Linked DNA regions of Homo sapiens: region 1 is linked to region 2. Evidence: chromatin loops called from intact Hi-C (ENCODE). Cell type or tissue: heart left ventricle. All regions are shown on one strand. Links, peaks and the distances in the headings refer to the core of each region. The heading gives the core; the rest is flanking DNA.

Region 1 (10,573 bases), core at 920-8,919, 180 kb before region 2:
TATATCTAAATACATAAATATATTGCAATCTTGATCTTTCTTTTCCCAAATGGACTGCCACAATTGTGCCCATTTAGAGTCTCTGAGTTTAAAGAGTTCATTTGGAAAACAGAGTTAAACTAGAGTGTTTCTATTTGTAGCAAACAAAAATGTATCTATGGCCAGGTGCAATAGCTCACGCCTGTAACCCCAGCACTTTGGGAGGCTGAGATGGGCAGATCACTTGAGGCCAGGAGTTCGAGACCAGCCTGGGCAACATGGTGAAACCTCATCTCTATTAAAAATACAAAAATTAGCTGGGCTTGGTGGCACATGCCTATAATCCTAGCTACTCAAGAGGCTGAGGCAGGCGAATTGCTTGAACCCAGGAGGTGGAGGTTGCAGTGAGCCGAGATCGTGCCACTGCACTCCAGCCTGGGCAACAGAGTGAGACTCTGTCTCAAAAAAACAAAACAAAACAAAAGTCTATTTATTTACTATGAGAATGATTCTGACATTCCCTCTAAGATCACTAATCACTACAATAAATAATAACCTATACACCCAATTTTATTAAAACACTTATCTTTTATATTGTCATAATCCATGCATACAAATGTAACAATACACATCAAAACTTCTTTCGAGTTAGTTTTCACTGAAAAATTCTAGAATTCAAATTGAATGAACTTAAAACCACATGCTATACAGTTATTGATATTTCCTGAATGAATGTCAGAGTTCTGCCACAATACATCAAAAATTCATTTCATGCAACCAAGGTGTAAGGTGAAAAACACTATCAATCCCTGACATAACTAATGTTTTGCTTCTATAAAAGCAAATCAATAATCAACACAACAAAATCTTATTCACTTTTTCAATAAACACAACAAGAATTTTGTTTGGTTCAAACCTAAAGAGTTAATAACTCTAGGAAATCCAACAAATTGGCCCCAAAATATTGCTTAGCTTCAGGTTACAGATGAAAAGCATTCTATGCTACTTAAAGCTTTAATTGTTTCTGGGAGAAGTCAGAGAAGAATCTGAGAAGGTATAAGGCTGTCTAGTTGAAAGGATGATAAAGGATTGGTTCAACTGTCTTTTTTTCCCTATCTCTATAAATAATTCTATTTTAACTTCTATTTCCTAAGGCAGGGTCACTTGAAAGCAAGTTTTAAGGCACTATATGGGGCTGGGGAAAGGAATAGGAGAGAAAAACAGGAAAAGGCAATGATATAACCAAAATTTTAGCACAGCCCATTAGTAATTTTCTACTAATTAAATGTAATAAATATCTCATTTTCTGAAATAGAAAAAAAATAACTAACTCATAACCCATTATGAAAACTACTTATTTCCTCTTGCTAATTAGTATTTTAGCTAATATAGAATATAAGACAGAAAATACAAGATTTTATTACTGTACCTTTTATCCCACAGATGGCTATTCAGAAGCAAAAAATATAAAGTGATAGATCTTCTCTGAATATAGGCAAACTGAAAATAATTGTCTTCTCACTTCACAAATACATGAAGTGACTATGATTGTTAAATCAACTGTTTCCCTTATAACTGTTTTTGAATCGCTTCCCAGCCTCCTACTTTTAAACAATAGTTCTGACTTCAAGTTCTTCAAGTGCCCTGTTTTCAGACACACAGTCTCTGAAAAATAAAACAGGGTAAATAGTAGTAACATTTTTATTCTGTCACCCAGGCTGGAGAGCAGCAGTGCTATCATAGCTCACTGCAGCCTTGGATTCCTGGACCCCAGCAATCCTCCCACCTGAGCCTCATGAAGTGTTGGGCCTACAGGTGCATGCCACCATGCCTAATTAACCTTTTTAAAAAATTTTTTGCAGAGATGGTGGTCTCACTATGTTGCCCAGGCTGGTCTTGACCTCCAGGCCTCAAGTAATCCTCCTGCCTTGGCCTTCTGAAGTACTGAGATTACAGGTATAAACCACTATGCCCAGCCCTTCATATGCTTTTTAACCCATTCTTGAAAGACTTTTGTGATAGCCAATATACACCTTTGACACATTAAATTATTCAGACATTGTGGATTAAGTCAGCTGTAATCACTAAATGATCTAATCCCAAAGCCAGCTCTAATCCCACAATGGGAACACCTGACAAGATTTCAATAAACAGTAATAGAACTCCTTTTTGAGCTCTTTAAATGTATACTTTAAAAAGTTACAAACTAAAATTATGAGACATAGGTCTTTATTACCATAAAAGTATAAGCATTCATTTTTCATGATATTATGTATTCCAAATCCTTAAAGACTGGCACTATGTCTTATTTCTTATGTTCTTTTTATCATGGAGTACAGGAAATCATATGCATGATATATTTTATTAGAACATACCAGACTGATATATCCATTCATTCATACAATACTTTTGAGTGAGCACTCTTGCAAGGTACCATGAAATACACTGGTGAATAACAGTCATTTTATTTCATCTTCTCAAAACCAGTGGAGGTACAGACAATAAATTAAACAAACAATTACAAATTGTGTCCTAACACTAAAGAAAGCATTGAATAGGGGACAGTGGTTAAAAAAAAATAAAAATAAAACAAAAAACTAATTAAAACCTAATTAGGGGACAGGAAAGGCTGCTATTCTGAGGAGGCAACACCGAACCCAGAGGATAAGGAGCCGGCCTTGGGATGCATATACCAGAGAGTGAGAATGAGCTGAAAACCCTTGAAGCAGAAGAAACTAGCCTATTTAACAACAAAAGCAGCTAGTGTGGCTATAACAGAGGTAGTGTGATACATGGGTAAGAGGCCATTATCATGCAGGTGGCCTTGCTGGCCTGGTTGAGGAGTTTGGGTTTTCTTTGGATATAACAGGAAGCTGGGAGGTTGATATTAATTGATTTACATTTTGAAAAGAAGATCACAGCTGCTGGGTGGAAATGTATCAGGAGAAAGATGGTAAAAGAGGAAATGGGGAAACCAGTCAGGAAGCTACTGCAATAGCCTAGGCTAGAAAGAATGGTAATCTAGGCAGCAATGGATCAAGAGTCGGCTAAGGGATATTCTTGTGGATACAAATGATAGGTTTATTTAGAAATAAGATATTGAAAGAGAAGGAAAATGACTCACTGGTTTCTGACTTAGGCAACAGGGTAAATAGTAGTACCACTTTTTACTGATAGGACAGGGAAAGAACAAGCAGAGAAAAAAACAACAGTCAATAGTTCTGTTTTGGACATTTATAATTTAGAGATGTCCATTTAGTTAAGCAAGCAGAAATGTCAAGGTGGACAAACAAAACTGGAGACAGGAAATAGGTTAATGCTAGAAATATAAACTAAAGAATACTAAGGATATACACACCAAGGGAATAAATTAAATCACACAGCTTAGTGATTTTCAAATTTGGTGTACATATAATGCCAACTTACTTAATGAAGATGTGGATCTGAACACCACCTCCAGAGATTCTGATTCAGTATGCCGGGGGAGAGGTCCAAAAAATCTGCTTTTTAAAATAAGTACAGGGTTGATTCTGATGCAACTGACCCTCATACTACATTTTGAGGAGCACTGATCCAGACAGAGACAGGAGAGAAAAAAAGAAGGTCCAAACTGAGAATCACAAACTGCCAACATGTAAACCTTGAGTAACGGAAGAAGAGTCTGCAAAAGATACTGAATAGAAACAAAAAGATAAAGAAAACCAGACAGTGGTGTACTCCAGAATTCAAGTAAAAGAAGGGAATGTTAAACTATATTGAATACTGCTGAGAAAAAGTAAGGTAGTGAGAGAAAAGTGAATATAAAAATGGATGTAACAAGGAAAGTTCACTGGTCACCTTGATAGGAAGAGGTGGAGATAATCTAGAGCACTTTATGTAGTGGAGATAATCTAGAGCACTTTATGTAGTGAATGGAAAATGATACTTCAAGAATTTTTGGCTCTGAAGGAGAATAAGTAAAAGATATGGTAACTGGGGAAGGACAAAGGATATATGAGGCCGTGTAGAATCCTTTTATAGTCCATTTTTGACCAGACCTTTATAGCAGAATCATTTAACAGTCTATGTTTTACCAAAGTAACTATGTGAATTCTGTTATTGCACATAATAAAGTTATTGTTTTTAAATCCTTTCATTTCAAACTTTAAATATCCCACCTATGATCACACAAAATTTTTCAGTCATTAATATATAACACAATTTCTCTCCTAATCAGAGAATCAAAATTTCAGATCTTCCCTTTCCACAAAAAAGTCATAACCAATTCATACCCTAGCTCTACATGTTATTTACCCTTGCAAGATCTTCTATTTCAGAGCTGAAGTTTGTTTCTCCTTCCATCATTTCTTCCTCTTCTAATGTTCGTTCATCATCAAAATCATGAACCAGCATGTCAGCTGATGGATCAAATTCATGGTCATCTGATGTTGCTGAACCTCCTGGTAAGGAATATTTCAAAAAGTTTGGTAAACCAAATTAAGTGGATCTTATTAATATTAATGTATATATTTTTATTTGATGCTGGATGTAAGTCAAAAGTACCAAGAAAAAGCTACGCACAGCAACTATTATGTATTGCTTTTTAATAGTTACAACAGAAAAATGGAAGGAAAATGTTTATAGCTTTAAAAGTGTTTATAATGTTATAAATATGAAAAAATTGTAAATAATAAATGGTCATATCAAATAAGAACAGGCTTTTCGTGTGGAAAAAAGTCTCAATTCTTTTTTTTCTTCTTCTTCTTTGAGACAGGGTCTCGCTCTGTCCCAGGCTGGGGTGCAGCTCACTGCAGCCTCGACCTCCTAGGGCCAAGCGATCCTTCTACCTCAGCCTCCAAAGTAGCTGGGACTATGACCACAACACACAGCTAATTTTTTAATATTTTTTTGGTAAAGGCAGGGTCTTGCTATGTTGCCCTGGCTGGTCTTGAACTCCCAGGCTCAAGCAATCATCCTGCCTTGGCGTCCCAAAGTCCTGGGATTACAGGTGTACCTGGCCCTAAAAATCACAATTCTTAACCATTTGATTAATGTTTGATAGAACCAATGAGTATGAACTCCTCTGGCCCATGAGGAGACTGTGAGTCAGCCCTCCATGTCCATGGCTTCTGTGTATGTGGATTCAACCAACAGCAGATTGAAAACATTCAGAGAAAAAAACAAAAACAAAAAAACCTCTGTCTTCAACACGTACAGGCGTTTTTCCTTGTCATTATTCCCCAAACAACACAGTATAACTATTTACATAGCATTTACCTATATTAGGTATTTTATATATATATATATATATATATATATATATATATATATATATATATATACACACACCAGATTATTTAAAGCATATAAGAGAAATGTGCATAGGTTACACGCAAATACTATGCATTTTGTGTCAGGGATTTGAGCATCCACGATTTTGGTATCCGAGGGAGGTTTACAGGTATCGAAGGATGACTGTATAGTCATGTGAAATATACAGTCATCTGAATACACAGTCTAGTGAAGACACAGCTGCACTCAAATATTATTATTCTATAAGTACTTCCTTGAAAATACATTCTAGTGGCTGGATGTAGTTGCTCATGCTTTAATACCAGCACTTCACGAGGCCAAGAAGGGAGGATCACCTGAGCCTAAGAGTTTGAGACCAGCCTGGGCAACATAATGAGACACCGTCTCTACAAAAAATTTAAAAATTAGCTGGGTGTGGTGCTGTGTGCCTGTCATCCCAGCTACTCAGGAGGCTAAGGCAGGAGAAGTGCCTGAGCCAGGGAGGTCAAGGCCACAGTGAGTCATGATCACACTACTGCATTCCAGCCTGGGAGACAGAGCAAGGCCCTGACTTTAAAAAATAAAAAATAAATAAAAAAAAATCTAATATTTGAGTAGCTGTCCTTAACTTAGTGGATTTTGATCAGAAATAACGCCAAAGACTGAGTAGAAGAGCAAAATTTATTAAAACTGCATAGAGAACTCCTATCAAAGGCATTAAAAATAATCTAGTCTAATAAACATGTCTAACTGACATGTGGTTGGGGAATATTGCTGGACCCTATAGGGTCAAGCTTTGTAATAGTAGAATGCAAAGGCTGGGCATACATAGTCTGTAAAATATTGTCTGTAAAATATTGTACTACATTGGCAGTAGTAAAACTTGGGGATATTTTACAGACTATGTAAAATATCCCCAAGTTTTACTACTGCCAATGTGGACCTAGATTTGCAAAAGCATTGTTTACTGATAAACAAATGAGTTACTGAACATTGAAAAAATTAACAATTTTTAAAGTTTTAACTGTTGATGGTTAGACATTAATAGATGTACCTATTCTTTCATTTCACTCCAGAAAGATAAACAATAAGTAAAGCAAAGAGATAGAGCTGACTTCTTGAAAATCCGACTATTATGAATAAGGGAATGCCCAAAGCTTAGGGTTCTTCAGTTACTCACAATAATTTTCAAAAGAATCATTTTTTTGAGTGCTTACCATATGCCAGATACTATGTTCAAGCATGTCATATACATTATCTCAATTAATCTTCAAATAATCCTACGAAGTAGGTATTATCATCCCATTTAAAGAGGAAAAAAAAAAAATAAAAACTCAAGGCTTAGAGATTTCAAGTAGCAAGTCTAAACTTACAAAGCCAGTAGATGGCAAAGACGGAATTTGAATCCTGGGTATACTAATCCTAACACCTATGCTTTTACTGGACTCCAAGCCTCCTGTAAATTATTTTAGTATACTGCCTCAAAGAATACTTAAGGAGAGTCTATGTACTAAGACGAGTGAATGCAAGCCAGGTCACATGGCAAAGCACTTAACATCATTGTGCCCTTTCAGAAGCACCAGAAAATATTGGTATTAGGCCAGGCGCAGTGGCTCATGTCTGTAATCCCAGCACTTTAGGAGGCCAAGGCAGGAGGACTGCTTGAGCTCAGGGGTTCAGGACAAGCCTGGGCAACACAGTGAGACCTCATCTCAAAAAAGAAAGGAAGAAAAGAGGAAAGGAGGAAAGGAAACGAAAGGAAACAAAACTAAACGAAAGGAAAGGAAAAGATAGTAAGGAAAGGAAAGGAACTGATATTAAATAGAAAATAACTAAAAACATAATTACATGCCAAATCAGATACCTTATACCAGATTATAGTAAAAATGAGTTATTAACACTTATCAAAGTTTTAGAATAATTTAAATAAAAACATTTAGAAAAGCATATTATCTTAATTTTCTTCCAGAAATTAAGAAAAGCTTAGTACAATTTTAGCAGTGCATCTTAGTACTGCTTGAGGCAATGGACACAAGGGTTCCATAGGAGCACAATTTGAGAAACATTAATATAGGTGTAGTTTTCTGTCCCAATCCTTTTCTCTTCTGAGTTTTCAAGAGAAAACTCTCCTCAAACTTTTTAGTTCACCCAGCAATCTTCTGGGATACTGAGTAGTCAGTCAGTAATCATGTATCCCTACAAATAATGCTATACTTTTCTCCCTTGTAGGCAGAAAGACCCTAAAAAATCCCCACACCATCCCTTTGTATACTATTATCCAATCAGAATATAATTGTAATTAGACACAGGTATTATCAAAAATAATTATGCTTAATTCTTTGTTATACTTGTTACACTCTATTGACTTTTAAAAAAATTCAAGTTCATAGGTATATAGCATCAAAGCATGTGTTGTAACTCACCTGAAGTCCATTTTTTGTTATTTGCAAAGCCAATTATATATGAAGACTTGCCATTTCACTCCCTTATTACATCAAACAACAAAGTGTAGGTGAACTACTTCCTGTCTCACTCCAATTTCTTTCCCTACATGCACACTACGCTTTTTTCTATAAACTTTCAATTTTCAGTTTTTCTCTTTCCTTAATCTGACCTGTTCTATCTGACTTCTTTTTGCCTTGTTCCTTAGAACAAACTAACCATCTTATTCTTGTCAATAGCTAGACCCACCATTAGGCTGTCTCCTAGGAAAAAAAAAAAATTCCCAATAATAAATCATTAGAGGTAATGGCTCTGGTGCTTTGTATAAATTAAGTATTTTGCATCAGAGTTAGGCAAATGTGACTGCTTTGTCATGAAATCCTATCCTACTGCAGAAAAGGTACCTTACATCTTTTCAAAGGTAAATTCAGTTTGTATCATGTCTACTCATTTAATCACTTTTTAAATTATCTTCACCTCCATTAATTCCCCACCTCTAATGGCTACTAGTCTTACAGGTAAAAAGCCTTACATTGTGCCTCTACTTTGTCTTACACTGGTGGAGACTACAGACAAAGCAATTAATGTGGTCATGTGACTATTATTACTAGCATTGATTGCAAAGTACAGATGCTACAAAGGATATAGCCTTTTCATCAGGGGACTGAAAAATTTTTTACATGAGTATTTCTAATTTTCTCTACTAACTTTTATAACTGGCTGTAATTAACATTATTTATAAGAACAATAAACACTGCCCTGGGCAGAAGCCTCAAATGACAAATACTGTCTAACTCAAAAGATCTATTTCAGTCTGAAAACAAGCTGAAGAAATATAAACATTCTATCTGTTAAGTATTCAACAAGTAGCAAAGCTATCAAAGACTGTTTTTTTTTTTTTTTTTGAGAGAAGGAGTCTCGCTCTATAGCTCAGGCTGGAGTGCAGTGGCATGATCTCAGCTCACTGCAACCTTCACCTCCCAGGTTAAAGGATTCTCCCACCTCAGCCTTCCGAGTAGCTGGGATTACAAGCATGTGCCACCATCCTGGCTAATTTTCGTATTTTTAGAAGAGACGAGATTTCACCATGTTGGCCAGGCTAGTCTCAAACTCCTGACCTCAAGTGATCCATCCGTCTTGGCCTCCCAAAGTGTTGGGATTACAGGCATGAGCCACTGCACCTGGCCAACATTTGTATTCTTCAAACTCCATTATTCTTCCAGTTCAGCCTAGGCTGATTCAAATGTAATGGAAACTGAGAAAGCCACTTACTAATATCGCTTTCTGAGTAATTATTTTATGTATCTATGTACTATCAGATGAATGCCTCAAAAATTCATCAGAAATATCTAAATCTCCTCAGTTTTATTTGCAATATCACAATACTATAAGAAACAAGTAGGATCTATTTTTTCTATGAAAACAATTTCTGCGTTTGAAAAAAAAAATCGGAAATAATTCCATGTCCTAAAAATGAATATGGTGATCTAACACTTATCTAAGACCAGATTACTCCCAATCTTAACCATCCAGGATATACTTATAAAACAAAGTTCAAAAAAAATTGAGTTTCAGAAATGCACAAAGCCTAATGTACTTTACTCTCAAGCATATTAAAAAGAGTAAGATGCTTTCAGCTGAAATCAAAAGGACAAAATCAACGTCAGCTGAGCACACTAGTCATTTAAAAGGGATGTAGATGTGATCTAGTCCAACCCTCAGAGTCCAGTGATTCATGTTCATAGAAAGGACCTTGCACCATGAAAACAGGCTTATCTTATGTTAAGCATTTTTAAAAGCTTTCTTTCTAAAACTTTAAACACAGAAAGGTGATTGCTTCAATAATCTGGAAAATTCAGTAATACAGAATACATCCTATCTAAGTATTCAATACATGTGAGATGTTTTCAAATAAAACATTACTATGCCTCAGAGGGTTCACTTTCTCACTCTTCTATATTGGACTACTCTTTAACCCACATATCCCATGCAGAAGGCAGTCCCATTTCTCTTGACAGTCACTGGACACTGAGGATAAAAGACTAGTACTTGACTCTTTCCTCACTGCTTCAACTCCAATGAATTACTGCCATGTAGAACTACTGTACCCAGTGGTGCCAGACCATGGGAACCCTAAATCCAGATTTCATATATAAAATATTCTTAAAGATCACTACAGTGGCCAAACAAAAATTTGTGGCACAGATCTGATTCAAAGATCACAGGTTTGCAATCTCTAAGTTAGGAAAAAATGAATATGTACTGTATTTGAGAAAGAATACAAAAATCCTAGATGTGTGCTCAGAACCTAAAACTTGATCCTATTCAAATCTAAGAATGATTTCCTTATTTAGAATATTCCTTATTTACATTAAATATTCACTTGTTGAATCGTTTGCTTACTTTATTTTTCCCCTCCCTCTGTAATGCACTAACAATTTTTTCTCAAATAAAAATACTTTGAAATCCCTACACAAGCAAATATTTCTAAGCTAATGATTCCTTTTTAAAAAGCACAATTTATATATATACTACAAGTCAAACAATAATACAAAACTGTGAGAAATACATATGGCAACTCACCAAAAAAAAAAAAAAAAAAAAAGAAAACCCAAAAATAGTCATTTTTAGGATGAAATCACAGTAGCCTCACCTGTACTTTCATGGGCAGTCAAACCTTTCATCCATTTCTTTTTCCCCAGAGAAAAGAAGCATTCAGAAGAAAAGCAAGTCAGATAATAGTCTAACTCCTCTAGTCTTTATGCAACTAGTAGGACAAATGTTACTCAAATCGAGATTATAAAAAATATGGAAAATACTTACCTGGACTTGAAGATTCAACAGATGGCTGAGAAGGGGAGAAAAGAGGAAAAATTAGTAT
Region 2 (10,573 bases), core at 1,737-9,736:
ATAAGATGCTTTATTTGAGAAAACAAGTTGCAAAAAATATCCTTATGTAGAAACACAGAGATTCACATTTCACTGGCCCTGTCTTGTTCAAATCTGATTCAAACCCTTCCAGCATGCACAGTTCAAAGTCATAGACACCCCATGGCTAAGAACTTTTAGTTGCAAGTGAGGGAAAACCTGACCCAAACTTAGCTTGCCTAACTGAAAAGTTAAAGGGTAGCCAATTGGATTTAGGACTCAAATGATGACACCAGGATTCTGTTGTTTTCTCTCAGTTTCAAGTCAGGGCAAGGTGGCAGATCCTGCCAGAGCCCCTACATTCCTTCAAGTTTCAGGGCTTTATGTTCTTCTGCAACAGGCCAAACAACATTTTCTGAATTTAATCTCAAAGTCTTTGATTGGATTCACCATGGTTATATGCCATCCTAGAATCAGTCACTGCTCTATCTATAAAGCCAGTGCCAGCTTCATTAGAATGCTAGGATCAAAAGTGGTGATGTTGGTGGAATTTCAAAGGAAATTTAGTGAGGTTACCAGAGAAGTATAAAAGTATATTGGATGGCAGGAATATTAGCTGTCCACCACAGGCACTGTGAAAATACCAGTAGATTGGCTAATTATGGAGCCGTGTAATCCATGTAGTCTTGGGGACTCCTGTAGAAAACTGGCTACAAGGCCAGAGGGGACAGGCTGATGGTCTATAATTTTCTTGGGGTTAACTGGCCACAGATGGAATCACCTTGGCCCATAGAGTCTTTCTTTGCCCCTTGGTAAATCTCTGTGGAATTTCCATATAGCAGTAATTATGTATGAATTCAGGTAATAGTGGGCAGGTACGCTTTTAGAGAAAACAAGTGGGTCTATGAGGAAACATGGATGGGAAAAGATATTTGCCACGGACTCCACCTGGGAGTATAGCGGCAGGTGCAAAGATCTTTGTTTTCAAAGACTCAAAACCTCAGTGGTAATGGATAAACGTCTCTGTCAACAGGGGACTATGAGTCATTTGCCTTTGCTTTGAGTTTTTTTTTTTCCTTCACCTAACAACACTGATTGGTTTTGTTGGATAAAATATCAATACTTATCTCTTTCATTTAAGTCATATCTATGTACCCAGAAATACTCAGTGAATTTGTTAAGTCAGTAGTATACTGTATGCATCAGTGCCACCCAGTGAATTGTTTGGCATTTGGGAAACATTAGTAAAGAAAAGTAAGACAGCAAGTGTTGTTACCTTTTTGCTGAGGAAGAAACTAAAGCAACATCAAATCACTCAATTCATTAAAGTCCCTTATATTGTGCTAGAATTGAAGACAATGCCAGGTTATCAAATATCATTTTTAAGAGAATCAGTCACCAATTTAGAAGTTTAAAATAGGAGTGAGAGATAAAAGAACACACCCAACTGATAGGTGTTTTCCATCTGAACTGTAAGGCGAGAGATATCATCACGCTGACTGGGTTCTTCCATATAAGACACAGTACTCATAGAACTAAAAACAAGGGAGAAAACAAATTTTAGTCATTATTATAACAATAATAACAAAATACAATATTGCTTTAAGCTAAAATGTTACAAAGATGAAGTTTTCTCAGAAAATTTCAAGTAAGTCTTATGTAAATATCCTAGTGGCATATTGAAAGTCCAAAACATTTTAGAGATGGAAATATTAAGATGCAGAGGAATTATTTGGAGCAGGTCTCAATGTGATGGCTGAAGCCCAGGGCAGTTACCCAGGTCATCAAATTATCCAGAAAGCGATCCTGGGTTGATGTATGTGTATGGGGTAACAGTACATACTTCAAAATCCATTGCCAATCGCATCTCCACCACTGATATAAAGCCTCTCCTCAAAGTAGATAAAGCTCACAAACAGGGCTGGGGGACATATGAGGAAGCTTAAAATGTTGGAAGACAACTCTATATACACATGGAGTATTATAAAGAGTTCACTATTATATGTAGTTCACAAAATCCCTTTAGTATGAAAAAGAAAAATGAGAAACTCATCTACGTGGTAGAGGAAACCGCAATTCACCAAAACTATAATACATTAATAAGCATCAATCGGCCTTTTCAACATCGAAAAAGGGTTTTGGTTTCGTTATCAAGGCAATATGAGCTTATCCTGGTGCTAAACAGGAGACCCAAGCAAAGAGGAGGCCCCACTGTCTCTCCAGCACTACTTAATTCAACTTAGTTCAGAGGAAATTCAGCTGTAACTAATGACAGTCTCAGAATGCTGCACCCTCAATTTTCTCCACCTGTGAAAATGAACTTTAAGACAGATGTCATTTCAAAGGGGAGGATATAATAGCATGTGTGTGTGTGTGGGTGTGTGTTTGTGTGTGTGTGTGTTCAGAGTGACCACTTTTCTAAGCAGGCTATGTTTTTGCTTTAATTAAATAAAAAATAGATATTTGCTCTTAATCTTTGGGGATCTTTTTTCTTGCAAGGAATTTAAAATACTTAGTTCTACGCTGTTTGGAATTAATGAACTTCTTGCAAATCGATATTTTAAGAAAATCACGGGTAATCTATTTTTAAAAATCCTTTAATGCAATACAACTTACATGATAAATTAGGGTTTACCCACTCAGCCCAAGAAAATGATGGAAGAAATTCTGGCTGCTTTTTTCATGGTGGATTTCTGGATGAGTGACTTAATCTTTATTCTTATAACACCTGCCTTCCTCAATTTACTGCTGCCCTTTGAAGTAGCAACCAGCCTGTTTGGCCACACTGGCTGCAGGTGTTGTGGGCAATACCAAAGATGATTACTGCTGCTTAAAAAACCCAATGTTACATAAACCCCTTGATTCTAAGATAAGTCAGTCTGCTCCATTACTATATATGCTACTTTTAACTTTGTAAAACATTTCCCATAAATTATCTCATTTTACTTTCACAATATCCTTTGAGGTAAGTAAAAGATTCATTATTCTACCCATTTCAGAGATAAAGGGAATGAGGCAAAGGGCTTAATGTACATGTATAAAAGGCAGACAGATTTCAAATGTCCTGTTTACCTCTTAGTGACAAAGTCCCAAGTATGATTATAACAGACAGAATGAAAATAGGGACAATGAAATAATTAATCACTGCAATTAAAACTTACTTGCATAATACAGAAGGTATTCATAAAAACTCAATTTCTTTTCTACTGAACACCATATTAAAAATTCATGGAGAAGAAGAGGTGGTACAAAACTCAAATTAGCTGGAGTGAAAATTCCAAGACAAAAAAGCAAATAAGGATTTTTATAAACTGTCTTCACTATCAGTTACTGAAGATTGACAATCAGTGCACTTAATATTATTATCATTATGAAACTGGTAAATGTCATAAGGGCAGCTTAAAAATCCCACTGGTTGAAGATTGGTGTGCAAATAGAAAGTTTTGCAGATTGACTTTTTTTGAGTTATTGTAGATAAATTTGTTCAGTGCCCTTTTATTTCCATAGGAATCATATAAACAGTGTATGCTCATTTTACAAATTCAAAACATACAGAAAAACATAGAGAAGAAAGTAAAATTACAAAAAATTATTAACCTCAGTTGTTCTCTAACCCCTGTTAACATTAACAAAAATCATTTCAGACATTTGATTTTACATATGGGCTCATATTATAGATGCTTTAAAAAAATTTAAAATGTATCATGGATAACTTTCCATGTCAATAAATAGCAAACAATACTTTAAATATCAAGACAGTACTTAATACATACACATTCTGGATTTCATTTAACCATGTATCATCCATGCCTTTTAGGCTATTTCCAATATTCTACTATTATAAAGAAAATTATAATGAACATCGTGTCAGGGACTCTTATTTACTTTCTAAAGTTGTTCTTTCCTTCTTCCTTGGTAACAGAATCCTACATTTGTAGGAATATTCCTGTGCAGACTAAAGACAAATTCTCAGTCTCTTTTTGTGCTATTGTGGCCTATGTGGCTTATGAGTGAATGAGATGTAAGTGGAACTGTTGTGTGGAAATTCTGAGAGGTTCCTCAAAAGAACTAATGCAGCCTATAGGAGCCTGTTTTGACCCTTCTTTGTGACTGGAATGTGGATATTCCAGAGCTCAGCACTATCTTGGGTCTTGAGGTGACCTTGCAGATTACAGATAAGAAAGAAGCCTCTGAACTTCCTCTCTTCAGACTTATTTTATGTAAGAGAAAAATAAATTTCTATTTTGTTTAAACTAATGTTTATTATTATATGCAGCAGTAGATCTGATAGAAAGTCTAACTAATGCAGAGTTTGCTACCTGGAAGTGGGATGCTACAAGTAATCAATAAATCATAAAACTTGGGGCTGGCAGTGGTGGCTCACGCCTGTAATCCCAGCACTTTGGGAGGCCGAAGTGGGCAGACCACTTGAGGCCAGGAGTTCAAGACCAGCCTAGGTAACATGGCAAAACCCCATCTCTACTAAAATATATTTTAAAAAATTAGCTGGGCATGGTGGCACATACCTGAGATCCCAGCTACTTGGGAGGCTGAGGCACAAGCACAGCTCGAAAGGAAGGTAGAGGTTGCAGTGAGCTGAGATCATGCCATTGCACTCTAGCCTGGGCAACAGAGCAAGACTCTGTCTCAAAAAACAAAACAAAACAAAAACCAGTAAAAACCCATAAAACTTGGAATTAGTTTTAGAGAGGAACTGGGGCTTTGAGGAGTAAATTTTCTATATTTTGCTGGAAACCTGGTAATTTTTTTTTTTTAAACTATTATTTTAAGTTAGGGGGTACATGTGAAGGTTTGTTATATAGGTGAACTTGTGTCACGGGAGTTTGTTGTACAGATTATTTAATCACTCAGGTATTAAGCCTAGTACCCAATAGTTATCTTTTCTGCTCCTCTCCCTCCTTCCACCCTCAACCCTCACGTAGGCCCCAGTATCTGTCGTTCCCCTCTTTGTGTTCATGAATTCTCATCATTTAGCTCCCACTGATAAGTGAGGACATGTGAAGCCTGGAAATTCTTATCATGCAGAGGTAAAATAATTAGTCTATTGCTTTCTGTGCCTTGGAAGGCTGACTGTGCATCAATTAAGACTATAACATCATAAAAAAGTATAGGAAATGTTTACTTTTTAAAACCTGTATTATAAAAATCTGAGATCTGATAGTTCCCACATTAGAATGAAATGGGTTAGAAAAAGGGAGAGAACAAAAAAGAAGGAAAATGTTGAATAGAAAAAATAAGATATTTATTCCTTGAGAAAAGAAAAAAGGAAAAGAGAAAATATTTAAAATGCTTGCAGGTATGGGCAAATAGCATTAAACCAGAATATGAGCTTGGCAAATTTTTAGAAATAAAACAGTTTTATGTTTTAAAATTGGGGAATTGCCAATATCAGTTCAGAATACTGGTTTAGAAAAACCTGGGCATATTTTCTATTGATAAACAGCTTCACTCAAATCCTTTGAAATCTTTAAAGATAAATATGTGAGATACCCAAAAAGTAAATTTATAATTTTAATTACCAGTGCCATATACCTGGCACAATACATTTTTGGGGTATATATCACAATATTACACATGGATGGGTTTCAGTTGTCTGTCATCAGACTTTCCCTAGTTTACAATGACAACCCTTCTAGACACGTGATCTCATTGTAAAGTGAATGCTACGGTTTTATTTTTTAAATATAAAAAATATTCTTGCTGTCTATGTGTTTTACCAGCTTGCTGGCATTTATGGAGAAAAAAATTCAATTGGCAAAACGTGTCCCAGAGAGTTATAAAGTTTTAGAAAGAAAGGTAGATGAAAAGTAATGTAATAAAAGAAAGTCTGGCGTAAACCACTGGTGAGAACACTTAACAAACTAACTAATATTATTGCAGATGGAAGAGTAACAACTTGTAATTCAATGAAAAATACAGTGAATATCTGAAACCACATGTGCTATTGCTGAGGACAGACAGCCTGCATACAGAAGTAGCTGCATGAAATTGGTCCAGAATAACAAAAGTAATCCTCCTTATTTGTACCTGGCTGACACTGGAAATGCACCATGCTAATCCAATAGTATGCATTCTGATTATTTGCAGGAAAAAGACAAAAAAATTATTTAAGAAGTTAGAGCCTGTAGTCCCAGCTGCTTGAGAGGCTGAGGCCGGAGAATTGCTTGAACCTGGGAGGCGGAGGTTGCAGTTAGCCGAGATCACGCCACTGCACTCCAGCCTGGGCAACAGAGCAAGACTCCATCAAAAAAAAAAAAAAAGAAAAAGAAAAGAAAAAGTTAGAACATATTTACTCTTTAATGAAATTCATTTTTTTCTTAAAAACATCTTGCAAATTTGCTTGCTGACCAGTCTTTGAATTACCTAGATAAACACAAGGCATGTCTTTTTATTATGACAGTTAGAGATGGTAACAATAATTTCAGTTAATTCTCATCAGCCACAATAGCATCTAATTATTATTGAGAACTCATTTCCATACGTTTTCAGAGTTATTATTATACCTAGATGTTTTGAAGCTGCAGGAAGAGATAATATTGAACGCATAACTGGCCTTAGAGACATTAAAGTAGTATCTTTAAAGGTCAGAATATCATCTTTTCCTTCTATTTGTAACTATGAAATGCCTGGAACCACCATGTTTATAAATATAGTATCATTTAAGTGTGTCTTCTTCGGAGGGGAGATAAGCTGTTATTAAATCATGTGCTGCCTCCCAGTGGTGATATTTCAGAGTGCACAGAGAAAAACAAGGTCTTCAGGGTATAAATTTGTACATTTGTACTTTCCATTTTTCTTCATTCTTTCAACAAATGTTTATTGCCCACAACATGTCAGGCACAGTGGGAAGTACTGGTAACACAGATAAAAATAAGAGCCCTTCTGCTCAAAAAACAGGATGTAGAATGAGATTAAATATGCATAGAAACTCCTTTACTTGGGAACTTTCCACCTAAGACTATCCATGGATATTTTTATGAGTGTTATGCTCAAGAGCAAAGCATACCAACTTGTCCCCAGCAGTAGATGATGTTATTTGTCTGGTAAGGTAAGTTAGTTTTGCAGTTATTTAGTTTATTCCAAATTTGCTGGATTTTTATGTACAGGCATATCTCATTTATTGTGACTCACTTTATTCTGCTTTGCACACAATGTGTGTTTACAAATTGAAGGTTTGTGGCAACCTTGCATTGAGCACATCTGTCAGCATTATTTTTCCAACAGCATGTGCTTACTTCATGTCTCTACGTCACATTTTGTTAATGCTCACAATATTTTAGATTTTCATATTACATCTGTTATGGAGAGCGATGATCAGTGTTATTTTATGTTATTATTGTAATTGGTTTAGGGTGCCACAAACTGTATCCATATAAAGAAGCTGACTTAATTGATAAATGTTATGTGTGTTCTGACTTCTCCACTGACCAGCCATTTCCCATGTCTCTCTCTTTGGGTCTTCCTATTTCCTGTGACACAACAATATTGAAATTAGGCCAATTAATAATCCTACAGTGGTCTCTAAGTGTTCAAGTGAAAGGAAGAGTCCCACATCTCTCACTTTTAAATCAAAAGCTAGAAATAACCAAGTGTGGTGAGGAAGGCATGTCAAAAGCCGAGATAGGCTGAAAGCTAGGCCTTTTGGGCCAACAATTAGTCAAGTTGTGACTATAACTAAGTAGATTTTTTGTTTGTTTGTTTTTGTTTTTTTTTGAGACAGAATCTCGCTTTGTCACCCAGGTTGGAGTGCAGTGGTATGATCTTGGCTCACTGCATCTTCAAACTCCCAGGCTCAGGTGATCCTCCCACCTCAGTCTCCCAAGTAGCAAGGACTACAGGTGCACACCACCACACCTGGCTAATTTTGTTTTAATTTTTTGTACAGACAGGGTTTTGCCATGTTGCCCAGGCTGGTCTCGAACTCTTGAACTCAAGTGATCCACCCACCTCAGCCTCCAAAGTGCTAGGATTACAGGTGTGAGCCACTGCACCTGCCTGAAAAGTTCTTGAAGGAAATTAAAAGTGTCACTTCCGTGAACACATGAATGATAAGAAAGCAAAACAACCTTATTGCTGATTTGGAGAAAGTTTTAGTGGTCTGGATAGAAGATCAGACCAGTCACAAATTCTCTTAAGCCAAAGCCCAATCCAGAGCAAGGCCCTAACTCCCTTCACTTCCATGAAGGCTAAGAAAAGTGAGGAAGCTATGGAAGAAGTTTGAAACTAGCAGAGGTTTGTTCATGAGGCTTGAGGAAAGAAGCCATCTCTGTAACATAAAAGTGCAAGGTGAAGCAGCAAGTGCTGATGTAGAAGCTGCAGCAAGTTACCCAGAAGATCTAAGATCATCGGATAAGCTAAGATCATTGATGAAGGGGCTACAATAAGCAACAGATTTTCCATGTAGATGAAACAGTCTTATTTCAGAAGATGCCACCTAGGGCTTTTATAGCTAGAGAGAGGTCAATGCCTGGCTTCAAAGCTTCAAAGGACAGACTGACTTTCTTGGTAGCAGCTAATGCAGCTTGTGCCTTTAAGTTCAAGCCAATACTCATTTACCATCCTGAAAATCCCAGGGCCCTTGAGAATTATGCTAAATCTACTGTGTTCTATAAGTGAAACAAAAAAGACTAGATGACAGCACATCTGTTTTACGGCATAGTTTCTTGAATATTTTAAGCCCACTGTTGAGACCTACTGCTCTGAAAAAGAGATTCCTTTTAAAATATTACTGCTCATTGACAATGCACCTGGTCACCCAAGAGCTCTGATGGAGATGTACAAGAAGATTAATGTTGCTTTCATGCCTGCTAACACAACATTCATTCTGCAGCCCATGGATCAAGGAGTAATTTCGACCTTCATCTCATTTATTTACTTATTTTTGTATTTTTAATTGATGTATCATAGTGATACATTTTTATGGGGAACATGTGATATTTTGATACATGCATACAAAATGTGTAATGATCAAATCAGGACAACTGGGATATCCATTGCCTCAAACATTTATCTTTTCTTTGTGTTGGGGACATTAAAATTCCTCTAGCTATTTTTTTCCCCTAACCCCCACTAGCTATTTCGAAATATATAATAAATTATTGCTAACTATAATTTCCCTACTGTATTATTGAATACTAGAACTTATTTTATCTAATTGTATTTTTGTATGTATTCACCAACTTCTTTTCACCCCATAAATCTTACGATTTAAGAAATTCATTTTGTAAGGCTATTGCTGTCATAGATGTGGATTCCTCTGATGGATCTGGGCAAAGTAAGTTGAAAAGGATTCACCATTCTAGAAGCCATTGAGAACATTTATGATTCATGGGAGGAGGTCAAAGTGTCAACATTAACAGGAGTTTTGAAGAAGTTGATTCTAGCCCTCAGGGATGACTTTGACGGGTTCAAGTCTTCAGTGGAGGAAGTAACTGCAGATGCAGTGGAAATAGAAAGAGAACTTGATTTACTGTTAAAGGATACAAAATTATAGCTAGATAGGAGAAATAAGTTCTAGTGTTTTTACCACTGTAGGGTGACCATAGATGAAAATAATACATAGATTCAAAGAGCTAGAAAGAGGACATTGAATGTTCCCAACAGGAAGAAATACTAAATGTTTGAGATAATGGATATGCTAATCACCGTGATCTGATTACTATACATTATATTTATGGAAAAATCACTATGTACCCCATGAATATGCATAATTGAAATTTTCAATAAAAAACATAAAATTTAAAATGGTTAAAAAAGAAATGGAACTTGAATATGTGGCTGAATTGCTGCAATCTCATGGTAAACTTAAACAGATGAGGAGTTGCTTCTTACAAATGAGCAAAGAAAGTGGTTTCTTGAGATGGAATCTACTTCTGGTGAAGATGCTGTGAACACTGTTGAAATGACAACAAATAATTTAGAATATTACATACACTTAGTTGATAAAGGAGTGGCACGGTTTGAGATGAATGGACTAATTTTGAAAGAAGTTCTACCATGGTAAAATGCTATCAAACAGTATCACATGCTACAGGGAAATCTTTCATGAAAGGAAGAGTCCATTGATGTGGCAAGCTTTAAAATTTATTTTATTATTTCATTTCATTTTATTTTTATTTTATTTGAGATAGTGTCTCTCTCTGTTGCCCAGGCTGGAGTATAGTGGTATGATCAAAGCTCACTGCAACCTCAGCCTCCCAGGCTTAGGGATCCTCCTGCCTCAGTCTCCCAAGTACCTAGGACTACAGGCAGGTACTACTATGCCTGGCTGATTTGTTTGTAGGGAAGGGGGTGTCTCACTATGTTGTCCAGGCTGGTCTTGAACCCCTGGCTGCCGTGATCCTCTTGCCTTGGCTCCCCAAAGTGTTGGAATTATAGGCGTGAGTCACTTTGCCCAGCCTGTTGTCTTATTTTATGATATTGCCACAGCTATCCCAACCTTCAGCAACCATATCCCTGATTAGTCAGCAGATGTCAACACTGAGGCAAGGCCCTCCACTAGCAAAAAGATGACAACTTGCTGAAGGTTCAGATGATCATTAGCATTTTTAGCAATAAAGGATTTTTATACTAAGGTATGTACATTTTTTCTTTA

What was found. Peaks named below come from ENCODE experiments on the same cell type or tissue, not always from the same donor. Only the 100,000 strongest peaks of a DNase experiment are listed, where the experiment ranks them.
Region 1: it touches region 2 in a loop (2.8-fold over the local background); 15 of 110 quality-filtered maps call a loop at or near these places.

Annotation. Positions count from the first base shown.
Region 1 is chr1:66,939,995-66,950,567 of GRCh38, reverse strand. It overlaps MIER1 (MIER1 transcriptional regulator), which reads right to left. Exons shown (of 14, transcript NM_001077700.3): 3 at 10,516-10,540; 4 at 4,273-4,418. Among named protein-coding and RNA genes, the nearest start is that of MIER1, 20 kb to the right of the region's middle. In heart left ventricle, for the core only: no CTCF peak of the experiment used is centred there; a DNase peak (open chromatin) is centred at 5,747.
Region 2 is chr1:66,761,307-66,771,879 of GRCh38, reverse strand. DYNLT5 (dynein light chain Tctex-type family member 5) reads right to left here. Exons shown (of 5, transcript NM_152665.3): 3 at 1,402-1,493. Among named protein-coding and RNA genes, the nearest start is that of DYNLT5, 14 kb to the right of the region's middle. In heart left ventricle, for the core only: a CTCF peak has its summit at 6,703 (motif pointing left); no DNase peak of the experiment used is centred there.